Regions from separate parts of the Homo sapiens genome. Here regions 1 and 3 are each linked to region 2. A link is a contact called in ENCODE Hi-C or POLR2A ChIA-PET data. All regions are on one chromosome and are shown on one strand. The core of a region is the stretch at or near the end of the contact, and the rest is flanking DNA. Distances in the headings are between cores, read along the strand shown.

Region 1 (4,446 bases), core at 1,802-4,301, 1.5 Mb before region 2:
TCATCATGTTGGTGAGGCTGGTCTCAAACTCCTGACCTCGTGATCCACCCGCCTCAGCCTCCCAAAGTGCTGGATTAGAGGCGTGAGCCACTGTGCCCAGCCCAGCAATGACTTTTAAAAAAATTTATTTATTTAATTTTTTTTTAGAGACAGGGTCTCCCTCTGTCACTCAGGCTGGAGTGCAGTGATGCAATCATAGCTCACTGCAGCCTCTATCTCCTGGGCTCGAGTGAGTCTCCTGCTTCAGCCTCCTGAGTAGGCTGGAACTACAAGTGTGCACCACAATGCCAGGCTAGACAATTACTTTTTTTTTTTTTTTTTTGAGATGGAGTCACACTCTGTCACCCAGGCTGGAGTGCAGTGGCATAATCTCGGCTCACTGCAACCTCTGTCTCCCAGGTTCAGGTGATTCTCGTGCCTCAGTCTCCCAAGTAACTGGGATTACAGATGCCCGCCACCATGCCCAGCTAATTTTTGTATTTTTAGTGGAGACAGGGTTTCACCATGTTGGCCAGGCTGGTCTTGAACTTCTGACCTCAAGTGATCTGCCTGCCTCAGCCTCCCAAAGTGCTGGGATTACAGGCATGAGCCACCATGCTCAGCCGACAATGAGTGTAAATTGACTGTCTTAAATATACTCAAAGAGATGAAGGAAACCATGGACAAAGTCCTAAAGAGAGAGCACTTTGCAGAAGTCGTAGCGCCTTGAGAGCCAGCAGGGCAGTGGGCCAGTGAGATGTTGAGTTATTACTATTATTAATTCAAATCACATGAATAGCAAAAACCCTCAGAGAACAAGAAGTCTTTGTTGTATCACAAGGGCTCCATCAGCAGAGGTGGAGTCCTGAACTCGGCACAGTGTCTGGCATATACTAGGTCTTCAAGAAAGTTTTAGAGTAAACAAATGCATCCATAATGCTTTTATGTTGGGTAAGGTCTTTCTAGCAGTCAAAATTTTCTTCCTTTCTTTTTTTTTTTTTTTTTTTCCTCCTTGTGATGGGGTTTGCGGGAATGGGAACAATGGCACAGAGGAAGAGCAAACCAAAATTATCTTGAGTTAGCAGATATCTTTCTCCTGTCTCCTTTCTTCACTAGGAAGAACAGTCTTTGCTGGGCATGGTGGCTCCCACCTGTAATCCCAGCACTTTGGGAGGCCAAGGCAAGTGGATCACCTGAGATCAGGAGTTCGAGACCAGCCTGGCCAACATGGTGAAACCCTGTCTCTACTAAAAATACAAAAATTAGGTGGGGTGCTGTGTGGCTCGCTCCTGTAATCCCAGCCTTTTTGGAGGCTGAGGCTGGTGGATCACCTGAGGTCAGGAGTTCAAGACTAGCCTGGTCAACATGGGAAACCCCGTCTCTACTAAAAATACCAAAAAATAAAACAAACAAAAAAAAACAAACAAAACAAAAACTGGGCGTGGTGGTGCATGCCTGTATTCCCAGCTACTTGGGAGGCTGAGGCAGGAGAATCGCTTGAACCTGGGAGGCAGAGGTTGCAGTGAGCTGAGATCATGCCATTGCACTCTGGCCTCGGGGACAGAGTGAGACTCTGTCTCAAGAAAAAAATAAATAAATAAATAAATAAAAATAAAAAACCTAAAGAAACAAAAAACAAAAATTAGCCAGGTGTGGTGGTGCACGCCTGTAATCCCAGCTACTCGAGAGGCTGAGGCAGGAGAATCGCTTCAGCCCAGGGATGCAGAGGCTGCAGCGAGCCGAGATGGCACCACTGCACTCCAGCCTGGGCGACAGAACGAGACTTTGTCTTTTTTTTTTTGTTTAAAACAAAAAAAAAAGAAAGAAGAACGGTATTGTCTTTGGGTAAGCATAGGCACAGAGTTAAAAAAAAAAAAAAAGAGTCGTGTCTTTGGGACTGAGTGGATGGGCATGTGTTCTGAGTTAGTGTGCCCAGGTGTGGTGAAAGACACGGAGAAACCACTGCTTGATGCGTTCTCTTTTGTTGTTTAAGTTGTGGGCTGCTGTGGGATGGGGTTGCATGTCTGCGTCCTCTTCGAAAAGCACACAATATGGCAAGAGGAAGCTGGAGAGAGCTCCTAGGAGTGCCTCGTGCCAGGTGAAGAGGTTGCATTGCGGGTGGTGGGTAGGTGCCTAGGGAGAGGAGGTCCACGCCTGCTGTCCTTCCAGCACGATGGCTCCAAAAGCAGAGCGAAGAGGTGATGTTCCAACTTCCCAAGGCATCCAAGGGACGGGGCTTGAAGAATGCAGCCTAGCAACCATGTGCGTAAGAATGTGGGGAAGGAGGGCTTGAGGATGAGCCTGAGAGTCAACTGGACTGTGGGGAAATAGTGTAGCCTTCTTTCTTTGAGCTTCAGTTATCTCGCCTGTGGTGATGATGACGATGATGATAAAGATGATGCCATACTTCTATGGCACATACTATGTTCCAGATATTGTTCATATAACTCGTATAATTTTCATAGCAGTTTTACAAGATGAGTACTATTTGTTTTTGTTTTTTTGTTTTTTTTTTTAGATGGAGTCTCGCTCTGTTGCCAGGCTAGAGTGCAGTGGCGCAATCTGGGTTCACTGCAACTTCTGCCTCCTGGGTTCAAGCAATTCTCCTGCCTCAGCCTCCTGAGTAGCTGGGACTACAGGCACATACCAGCTAATTTTTGTATTTTCAGTAGAGACAGGGTTTCACCATGTTAGCCAAGATGGTCTTGATCTCTTGACCTCGTGATCCACCCGCCTCAGCCTCCCAAAGTGCTGGGATTATAGGCGTCAGCCACAGCTCCCAGCCAAGATGGGTACTATTTTTATACCTATTTTATAGAAGAGGAAACTGAGGCATAGAGAAGTCAAGTCACTTGATCATACAGCTAGTGTGTGGAGGAGGCAGATTCAAACCCTGGCTTCGGTCTTAGTCACTGCATTGGCTTCATGGGCTTATCATGAGGATTAAACGCGTGAACATGCTCAGTGTTTAGTTCAGTGTCTGGCACAGGATCAATGTTCAGAAAATCCTAACAGCTGCTATCAGTTTCAGAACCCAAACAAACAGGTGGGACTTTCGCTAACTCTCTAACATCACATGTGCTTGTATAATCAGCCACTGTTTTTTTCATGAAAAAAATTTTTTTTGAGACAGGTTCTCGCTTTGTCACCCAGGCAGGAAGGCAGTGGTGAGAACACAGCTCACTGTAGCCTCCACCTCCTGGGCTCAAGCGATCCTCCCACCTCAGCTTCTTGTGTAGCTGGAACCACAGCATGTGCCACCACGCCCAGCTATTTTTTAATATTTTTTTTTTTATTTTTTGTAGAGATGAGGTCTCACCATCTTGCCCAAGCTGTTCTCAAACTCCTGGACTCAAGCAGTCATCCTGCCTCAGCCTCCCAAAAGGCTGAGAGTACAGGCATGAGCCACTGCGCCTGGCTAATCAGTCACTTGTTGTTGTTGTTTTTTGTTTTTTGTTTTTTTGATATGGAGTCTTGCTCTGTCACCCAAGTTGGAATGCAATGGCGCGATCTCGGCTCACTGCAAGCTCTGCCTCCTGGGTTCAAATGATTCTCCTGCCTCAGCCTCCCAAGTAGCTGGGACTACAGGTGCACGCCACCACACCCAGCTAATTTTTGTATTTTTAGTAGAGACGGGGTTTCACCATGTTGGCCAAGATGGTCTCGATCTCTTGACCTCATGATCCGCCTGCCTCAGCCTCCCAAAGTGCTGGGATTACAGGCGTGAGCCTTAATCCCAAAGTGCTGGGATTACGTGCCTGGCCTTAATCACTTTTAAAGGAGAGTGGGGAACATCATGTTTTGCAACTATTTTTTGAACTCTTGGATATTTACTTGGAACAAATAAAAACACTTTTGTACCATGTGAAAGGTAAAATTTGCTCAAGCCGTCCCTCATCCTGCCCTGGCCTGCTTCCACATGCGGCTGGGTGAGCTGACCCCATTCTCTGTTTATTTATTGTTTTTGTTATTGTATTTTATTTTACTTTTTTGAGACAGAGTTTCACTCTTGTCACCCAGGCTGGAGTCCAATGGCATGATTGTGGCTCCCTGCAACCTCCGCCTCCCAGATTCAAGCGATTCTCCTGTGTCAGTCTCCTGAGTAGCTGGGATTACAGGTGCCCGCCACCATGCCCAGCTAATTTTTGTATTTTTAGTAGAGACGGGGTTTCCCCATGTTGGCCAGGCTGGTTTTGAACTCCTGACCTCAGGTGATCTGCCCGCCTCGGCCTCCCGATGTGCTGGGATTACAGGTGTGAGCCACCGCGCCCGGCCCATTCTCAGCTTCTTGATGGCTTCCCCCTTCTGGGACATTGATCACTTATTCATGACATTGACTGGTCATGAGCCACTCCTCCGCCAGCCCTTGGAGGATCCAAGTGATTCACAAATGGACACAAGGAATATGATTAGTCCTCTGTGAGTGATTCTGAGGGGCCGTGGTATAGAGAGAGAGAGGGGAAGGAG
Region 2 (4,295 bases), core at 1,374-3,873:
TGTGCCTGAAGCCAGAATTCCAGCACATCTGCTCCTCACCTGCCTCTGGTCTTTGATCAAAGGTCATTTTGGGAGGAATGCTATCCCAGCCATTGCTCTGAAAATTGCAAACTGCTGCTCTCCTCTGTTCCTCTGATCTACTTTTTTTTCCCTTCACCACGATGGTTATTACCAACTGACAGACTTTAAGGTGTTACTGCCTTCTTACCTTCCAACATAAGCATAAATTATGCCTTCTTACCTTCCAACGTTAGCATAAATTGATGTCTTATGAACTATCATATATATCTGCATGCACCTGTACACACACACACACACACGCACATGTATATACACACATGCATTGCTCACATATGTATTTTGTTCCTGTATCTTGTGTGTCTGCCACATCATTTGCTCTTAACAAATACAAATTAATAAATCATATGTACACAGTGTTTATAAGATAAGCCTCAGTTCCAGAAATGTCAAAATGATGGGAAAAAAAATCTTCATCTGAAAAATCAGGAGAATGTGGTCAAATGCCTGGATTGTCTAGATTGAGGTCCCATTGATCAACTAATCATACCTGTTTCTAGAATCAGAGTGAAAAGGCTGAATGTGTTTTAAAGACAGACATGTGGCGTGAAATGATTCCTCCTCTTACTCCCAGCCATTGTAATATCATTAGTAATGAAAATGTAAAAGGATTGTAGGTGTCTGTGTTCTGGGCTTATTTCTTAGAGCTTTTCCTAGAACCCTCACAATGGCCCTCTTATGCCAGTTTTATGGCAGAGAAAACTGGGGACTCACGGGGGCATCAACATGTCTCTTTGTTTATTGGAAACATTTTTATATGCTCACAAATAATATGCAACAGCAACAGTAATAGCAGCTAAAGCAGAAGTGTGCAAACTGTCTGTAGAGGACCAGATAGATTAGTAAATATCTGAGCCTTTGCTGGCCACATGGGCTCTGTCACCGCTAAGCAGTTCTGCCAGCGTGGCTGTACAGTAGCTGTAGATAATATGCAAATGAACGGGAGTGGTTGTGTACCAATAAAACTTTGGTTCGCAAAAGAGGATTGCAGGCCAGATTTGGTCTTAAAGCTGTAGTTTGCCAACCCCTGAACTAAATATGATTTCCATGAGGGCAGGAACCACGTCATTATTTTTTACATCATTGTATCTCATGCAGGGAGCCCAATTCTTTGCACATGGTAGTTCTTGAATGAATGAATGAGTAAACCAAGGAATCAGTGAGTGGTCTGTCTTTCAAGATCCATCACGACTGAAGCTCCAGTCCTCCCCTTTCCTTTCCCATGTACTCCCCTTCCCTACCCATACTGCCAACCCTACCCCAGCTTATCCCCTTGCATTAAGCTCACGGTCACATGTGTGCTCACTTGCTAGCTCTCTCTCGCTTTCTCTTTTCTCTCCCCCTCACCCATTCTAGACCCAAGGTCAACCCCTTCCTTCCCTAGTCTTCCTCAAAAGCCTTGGGGGATTGAGTAACCCGTTATTGTGCCAGTGGTGGCTTTTTTCTGGAACCTTTTGAAGTTCTGTGGTTTGTTGATTCATCTCTTTACACCCATCCCTCTTTCAGGAAGGGTTTATGGCAGTCTGCATGGGTGTACTAAACAAAATAAGACTGCAAAAATTAAAACTGAGACAAAGAAAGGAAACACAACCATAGGACCATCATACCTTGGAGCTGGAATAGGTATTAACACCTACACCATGGTGGGGAACTGGAGATTTGACAAAGAGCTTTCTGGCTGCCATCAAGGAAAACAAATCTGTCCCTTCCACTGCCCTGTATCCAAATAATTGACACAGGCCATTGCTCATGGCAGGTGGATCTGTTCTCAGTGCTCAGTTCAGATGGAAATTTCTCCAGAGGGCCTCACAAGAGGAGGAAGAGGAAGGACCAGCAGGCTTTGCAGCTTGCTAACAGCAGACAGGATGAGGTATTCATGGCTGTCTGCTACGACGGTGTCCCCTGGTCTAGACTCGACATCTTATGCTGATACTCAGCAGAGTAAGGACACATCCTGGTACCTGGGCCTGGGTTGACCTCGACATGTATTTTTTTATTATTATTATTATTAGTAGTAGTAGTAGTAGTAGTATTTTGAGATCGAGTCTTGCTCTGTCACCCAGGCTGGAGTGCAGTGGCACAATCTTGGCTCACTGCAACATCCACCTGGTGGGTTCAAGCAATTCTCCCATCTTAGCCTCCTGAGTAGCTAGGGTGTATGCCACCACGCCTGGCTAATTTTTGCATTTTTAGTAGAGATGGGGTTTCACCATGTTGGCCAGATTGGTCTTGAACTTCTGACCTCAAATGATCCGCCCACCTTGGCCTCCCAAAGTGCTGAGATTACAGGCATGAGCCACTGTGCCGAGCCCTGACATGTATTTTAGGGAAGCTACCAGAACAAACAGACCATGTGGTCTCCAAGCACCACTGGAGCATAAAGAGGAAGCTCTTAGTCTGAGAGAGAGACCAGGTGAAAATTCCAGCTCAGATGCTGACCTCTGGCCTAGTCTTTCCACTTTTGTAAACCTCCGAGTCTTCATCTAAGAAGTGAGAGTTGATATTAGCATTCGCCACCTGTTGTTGCGGTGGAGTCTGATGAAACGCCTTCGCACTGTGGCCTTTGCATCTATTATTGTATTTAAACTTGGCAGCGACATTGCAAGGTAAATGTCACCCCATCTGCTTCACGCTGTTCTGAGTACTTTAGCTCAGTATTACTCAAGCATTACTTTCTTTCATTATCACCCTCCCAAGAAGAAAAATTTAATTTAATATAAATTCTCCCTTGTGAGAGAAATTAAATACTGTGGGAAAAGATTTTATCAGATAGGGTTGAGCTTTGGGGGACGGCTGACCATTGCAATATCTAAGACTATTATTATTATTTTGAGACAGAGTTGTGTTGTGTTGCCCAGGCTGGAGTACAGTGGTGCAATCTTGGCTCAGTGCAACCACTGCCTCCTGAGTTCAAGGGATTTTCGTGCCTCAGCTTCCTGAGTAGCTGGGATTATAGGCGCCCGCCACCATGCCTGGCTAATTTTATATTTGTAGTAGAGACAGAGTTTCACCATGTTGGCCAGGCTGGTCTCAAACTCCCAACCTCAACTAATCCACCCGCCTCAGCCTCCCGAAGTGCTGGGATTATAAGTATGAGCCACTGTGCCCAGCCTAAGATTTTTTTTTTCTCACACACATATACTCCCCCAAATTTTGCTTGCTTGGTGGGGGTGACAGTCATCCCTATTGAGAATATGTGCTTTAGATATACAAACTAACTCCTATTAAAGCTCTAGTTGAGAGAGAAAGGAACGGAGGCCCAGAGAGGTAAAGTAACATACCCAGAGTTGCACAGCTAATGAGAAAGGATCTGAATTGTCTTATGGATTGCTCTAGACGGTGCTTAAAGCACAGTCTAACTTATAGCAGCAAACTGTACGTGTTATTTTGTGTCTTGCTTTTGTCGCTTACCTATCTAGCTCATCGATTGTTCTGGTTCAGTATATATATCATGGCCCCCATTCTTTTTAATAGCTGCATTAGGCTGGGCGCGGTGGTTCACATCTGTAACTCCAGCACTTTGGGAGGCTAAGGTGGGCAGTCATCTGAGCCCAGGAGTTCCAGACCAGCGTGGCCAAGGTGGTGATGAAACCCCGTCACTACTAAAAACATGAAAATTAGCCAGGTATGGTGGCAGGTGCCTGTAACCCCAGCCACTCGGGAGGCTAAGGCAGGAGAATCACTTGAACCCAGGAGGCAGCAGTTTCAGTGAGCCGAGATCGTGCCGCTGCACTCCAGACTGGGTAACAGAACAAGACTCCATCTCAAAAAAAAAAAAAAAAAAAAAAGAAAGAATGAAAGAAAGAAATAGCTGCATTATTTTGCATTTGCATTCACATAGCATGGTTTATTTAACCATACCACAACTGCTGAGGCTGAAGTGGTTTCTAGTCTTTGGCAATTAAAAACTCGCCATAGCAATCCTCCCTACACGCATATCATTTTGCTTAAATGCAAGTTAAATGTGAAGGTTACATGCCTAGAAATGAAGTCTGTGCACACTTCTTAAAAGATAGCATTTTGTCAGAGGCACAAAAATATCTCCACAAAGCTAAGATTCTTACGGAGCCATCCAAGGTCAGTTTTCACCATGTTCTTAACAGCTAAGCCACTCTTTTGACCCCCAAATTCCTCCCGACCTGGTTATTGATTTAGCTGTGGGCTCCCCACCCCCGCCACCTTTTATGCCTTTGGTCACCAGATTATCCTCTTGTCAT
Region 3 (4,514 bases), core at 620-3,119, 1.6 Mb before region 2:
GGCTGGAGTGCAGTGGCGGGATCATAGGTCACTGCAGCCTCCACCCGCTGGACTCAAGTCATCCTCCTGCCTCACCCTCCTGAGTTCCTGGGACCACAGGCACGCGCTACCACGCCAGCTAATTTTTGTAATTTTTGTAGTCCCCATCATTTAGAACTGGCAGGATCCTCCCTTAGTGAGGGATTGGTGGCCATAAGCAAGGAGCCCAAGGTGGAGGGGATATGCATGTGTGTGAAGGGGTCAACTCCTCGTAATCTTCAAGTACTTTTGGTAACAATATTTATTTGCACAAGCGATATATAAAGACGTTTTCTTTGCAACATAAAATGATAGGTTATGACTCCTTATGCAGATACGGTTTAGACACTCGTTTAAGGAGCATCCTGGCCCAACTTTTAAAAAACGTGTGTGCATTCACGTTATGCATCAGATGCTTTAGGGAACTTTTTTCCCTGGGGCATGGGACACGTCATGGGGTAGACGGTCGGGTACGTCTCCTCTACCCAGCTGCTGCTTTGTTTTTTTTTTCTTTTTGAGACAGAGTCTTGCTCTGTCGCCCACGCTGGAGTGCAGTGGAGCCATCTCTGCTCACTGTGAGCTCCGCTTCCCGGGTTCACGCCATTCTCCTGCCTCAGCCTCAGGAGTAGCTGGGACTACAGGCACCCGCCACCACGCCCGGCTAATTTTTTGTATTTTTAGTAGAGACGGGGTTTCACCGTGTTAGCCAGGATGGTCTCGATCTCCTGACCTCGTGATCCGCCCGCCTCGGCCTCCCAAAGTGCTGGGATTACAGACGTGATCCACCACGCCCGGCCTTCTCTCTTTCTTTTCTTTTTTCCTTTCCTTTCCTTTCCTTTCCTTCCTTCCTCCCTTCCTTCCTTCCTTTTTCTTCCCTCCCTCCTTTCTCTCTCTCTTTTATTTTTTTGAGACAGAGTTTCACTCTTGTTGTCCAGGCTGGACTGCAATGGTCTGATCTCGGCTCACTGCAACCTCGGCCTGCTGGGTTCAAGCGATTCCCCTGCCTCAGCCTCCCAAGTAGCTGGGATTACAGGCGCCCTCCACCATGCCCGGCTAATTTTTGTATTTTTAGTAGAGGCGGGGTTTCTCCATGTTGGCTAGGCTGGTCGGGAACTCCTCACCTCAGACGATCCGCCCACCTCGGCCTCCGAAAGTGCTGGGATTACAGGCGTGATCCACCGCGCCTAGCCCCCAGCTTCTTTCACCAGCAGAAGGCGGGCAAGCCTCAGGGTGAAAGGACTTCAAAGCACATTTCACATTGCAGAGGACAGGGTTTGGTGATCGTGGGTACTCCCTTCCCTTCCATCGTTTAGTTTTTTTCATTGTGAAGAAATGGTAAAAGGTGCCAGGACTCGATGGGCACATTTCAGGTGGAGGTTGGGAAGGTGGATATCCACCTCTCGATCTTACTATTTTCACTTTCCACCCCACCCCGTAGAAAGTGGGAAAACTGGCGCACGTGAATCCAAGGGCACGCCTGTGTGCGCGCGCACCGCAGGGCACCAGCCCCCACCCACACCGCAGGTCCTTGATTGGACGCCTGTTTACACCTGACTGCCCGGCCCTCCGGTGCTTTCCGGGAAGCGTTTGGGAGAAAAGTGTGTGGCCGCAGTAGTGGAGATCCCCTGTCTTAGGATTCGTCACCGCTACGCCCAGACCTCTTCGCCGCCCAAGGGCCTGGGGACGTGGGGGGCGGGGCGGCCTGCTATCGACCCCGCCTCTCTCGGCTCCGCCCCGCCGACAGGACCCGCCTCTCTCCCCAGGCCCGGCGGGCGCCAACCCCGCCCCTCGCTCCCAGCATGCCGTGCGACAGCGGCGGCGCGGCGGGCGGAGCCGGGAGGCGGGGAAGCAGTGGCCGTGTGAGCGTGAGGAGCTGCCGCCACCGCCTGCTCCTCGTCGTCCTCGTCCTCCGGGGCCCCGGCGACGTGGGCCGCGCACGGCCCTGGAAAAGACGTCGCCTCCCCTTCATCCGCCTCTCTCTCACCGCGCCGCTCCCGCCTCCTCGTCCTGCGCTGCGGGCTCAGGCGGAACCCGGAACGGCCGTCCTCTTCCCCCGCCCTCCGCCGCCTCCTCCTTCTCCTCCTCCTCCTCCTCCTCCTCCTTCTCGGCTTCCTCCTCAGCCCCGGGCCGGAGCGGGGTGTCGGCGGCGGCCGGTTCGGGCGGCGACTCGCGCTTCTTTGGGCGGCGGCGCTTGGCCATGTCGTGTCGGGGAAGGTAATGAGCCGCAGAGCCCCGGGGTCTCGGCTGAGCAGCGGCGGCGGCGGCGGCGGCACCAAGTATCCGCGGAGCTGGAATGACTGGCAACCCAGGTGGGTGACCGGCCCGGGACCCCGCCCCGACCTCCCGGGCTCCGCCTCGGGCGGGCCGAGGCCTAGGGCCGCGGGGCTGGGAGGCGCGGCCTAGGCCCTCCACCCCTCGGAGCCGGGCGCGGCTTCCTGGGTCTCCTCCGCCCCGGCTGGGGGAGGAAGGCCGCGGGGAGGCGAGGCCTAAGTGCCTCCCCTCCCTGCTTGTTCAGCCCGGGGCTGGAGCCGAGACCCGGGGCTCCCGGCGGTGGCACTGGCCTGGGGTCGGGACCAGGAGGTGAGAAAGAGGCGGGGGTGGGGGTGGGGGGCATTCCAGTTACAGCCTCCCCCTGACCCCGAGTTGGGAGATGCTGAGAGTCCAGGACCCTCCCTGTTACTCATTCACTTTCTCGGTTCCCCACTCTTTCAGCCGCCACGTGAGAGCTCTTCTAACCTCTGTTCCTTTCTGTGACCCCCACGTGTTAATATTGAAAAAAACAAAACAAAACTCCAGCTAAGGCATTGCTCTGACTCTAGGCAGAACATTCATTAGTGGAGCATGAGATGAGATTGTGTGACTGTTGATGGGATCGACCCACGCTGGTCTTGGGCGATGGAAGTTTTCCCTAAGTGCAAGGCCGGTTACTCTGGTGAATCGTAATTCATACCTGGACACTTGAGTGAACTCTTTGGGCACCCACTTAGAAGTCTAGAGAATTTCCTCATTTATGGAGGATTTGATCTCAGACCGTTTTGGGGCTTAGTGAGATTTGAATATATTAGGAACATTAACTTTTTAAATAAATGTAGTTTCCTGTCTTTTTGATCAATGGGAGGGCAGCTGTGCCTAATTTAGGACTGATTTATTCTAATCTCTCTTAATAAATGCTTGTATTCAGAGTCTGTTTGGAATTTAACCCAATGCTTAGAACTCCTTAAATATACAGAAATATATTTTAGGGGTAATTGATTCATGGAACTCTCCTACTTTGGAGCACAATTGTTATAATTGTCCAGAAACTGGCCAAATAATGTAGAACGCGCAAGTTGTTGGGAAGCCCTTTTGTTTCCTGATAGTTACATGTAATTCCAGCAGTATTTGGAAATAATTTGCTAAGATGTTAGAATGTAACATTTGAAGACTCGTTAGAAAAATCAATAAAATTATCTTTGGCTAATAGGTGGTACACATCTTAGTCTATTTAATATGCCTTTCCAAATACTGTGTCTGTTGAGAATTGGTGTATATAACTAGATGACTTTAATAATTAGTGCCTGAGTCTAGAATTGAGATGTTTAGTCGTAAAAAAAAAAATATTGTTCGATAAACAGCGTTGACTTGTCTTGTACCACTTAAGAGTTTGTGAGTGCTTTAAATAAAATTAGTTGATTAAGTATTTTTTTCTATGATTGACATGCTTAGTTTTGCCTTTTTATTGAAATGTGTGAAATTTGATTTTCTGGCATCTAACAAATTAGGTGGTAAATAAATGACAATGGATTTTCTATTATTTTTCAGTATTGTGATCAGTATAAGTATATAAGAGAATTTAGTAACCTTTTAGAAGAATAAAGTGCCCTTCCCAAATAGTCCTACAGCTTTTGGAAAAGTGTAAATTGTAGTTGGTAGTTCTAAATAAATAGAGAAGAGTCGCAGCCACGTGCTAGGGCCAGCTGACTTCATTGCTGACAGGTATGAAGCCAAATGGCTTATGTAGTTATGGAATATGTACATGAGCTATTAATAAATATTATCCATGTTGTTTCTTTCAAGTGCTTTATTTCTTGGCTCTGGGGAGGGGCGATGGGGGAAGGGAGGAGCTTACAAGAAAGCTTACAAGGTTTCTTTGAAGCTGTGCTTTTTGTAAGAAAGTTTCAGGATGTAACGCCTTGGTAGACGATACTGTGATATACATTTGGTTATAGGGAGTAACAGTTTGTTAGGATGTTGGAAAGATTTGATTTTCTCCTGTTGTAGAGGGAACAGGGAAGTGTGGACATACCCCATAGCATAACTTGATTTGTTGCTAAGATTGTCATAGCTGATTTGTTAGTCAATAAAAATACCTGGGGTGTTTGCCAAGTCATAAATTTTTATTAGTTAAATTTGAGGTGATTCTGTCCCCTATTCAGAAAGACGACAGACTCCAGGTAACTGACAGAACGGATCTTGATCTTGCTTCTTGCTTAAATGAAGGTTTAGAACATCTTCAG

What was found. Hi-C counts contacts between places; a loop is a spot of excess contacts on that map. ChIA-PET counts read pairs that join two places held with the same protein, here RNA polymerase II (POLR2A). Pooled maps may share reads with other maps.
Region 1: a pooled map shows a loop between it and region 2 (10-fold over the local background). The contact joins two enhancer-like sites. A Hi-C loop is called at or near these places in 1 of 37 single-sample maps with no recorded cell type and 2 of 50 pooled maps. POLR2A ChIA-PET finds 5 or more read pairs at or near these places in 1 of 52 experiments (activated T-cell).
Region 3: a map of OCI-LY7 shows a loop between it and region 2 (11-fold over the local background). The contact joins the promoter of SMG1 here to the enhancer-like site in region 2. A Hi-C loop is called at or near these places in 1 of 168 maps with a recorded cell type or tissue (OCI-LY7) and 2 of 50 pooled maps. POLR2A ChIA-PET finds 5 or more read pairs at or near these places in 1 of 52 experiments (B cell).

The regions. Positions count from the first base shown.
Region 1 is chr16:18,766,021-18,770,466 of GRCh38, reverse strand. No RefSeq gene overlaps it. Among named protein-coding and RNA genes, the nearest start is that of RPS15A, 22 kb to the left of the region's middle. Within about 2 kb of position 3,051, at least 2 of the 41 ENCODE cell types and tissues checked have a DNase peak (open chromatin) inside an H3K27ac peak, as active enhancers do.
Region 2 is chr16:17,300,024-17,304,318 of GRCh38, reverse strand. The region is part of intron 2 of XYLT1 (xylosyltransferase 1); the gene reads left to right. Among named protein-coding and RNA genes, the nearest start is that of XYLT1, 170 kb to the left of the region's middle. RefSeq lists a silencer at 836-905. Within about 2 kb of position 2,623, at least 9 of the 41 ENCODE cell types and tissues checked have a DNase peak (open chromatin) inside an H3K27ac peak, as active enhancers do; they include B cell and OCI-LY7, where a contact is called at or near this core.
Region 3 is chr16:18,923,763-18,928,276 of GRCh38, reverse strand. It overlaps SMG1 (SMG1 nonsense mediated mRNA decay associated PI3K related kinase), which reads left to right and starts at 1,869. Exons shown (of 63, transcript NM_015092.5): 1 at 1,869-2,327. The coding sequence starts at 2,236. SMG1-DT (SMG1 divergent transcript) reads right to left here and starts at 2,090. Exons shown (of 2, transcript XR_001752094.2): 1 at 2,003-2,090. RefSeq lists enhancers at 776-1,389, 1,390-2,002 and silencers at 1,688-2,027, 2,058-2,647.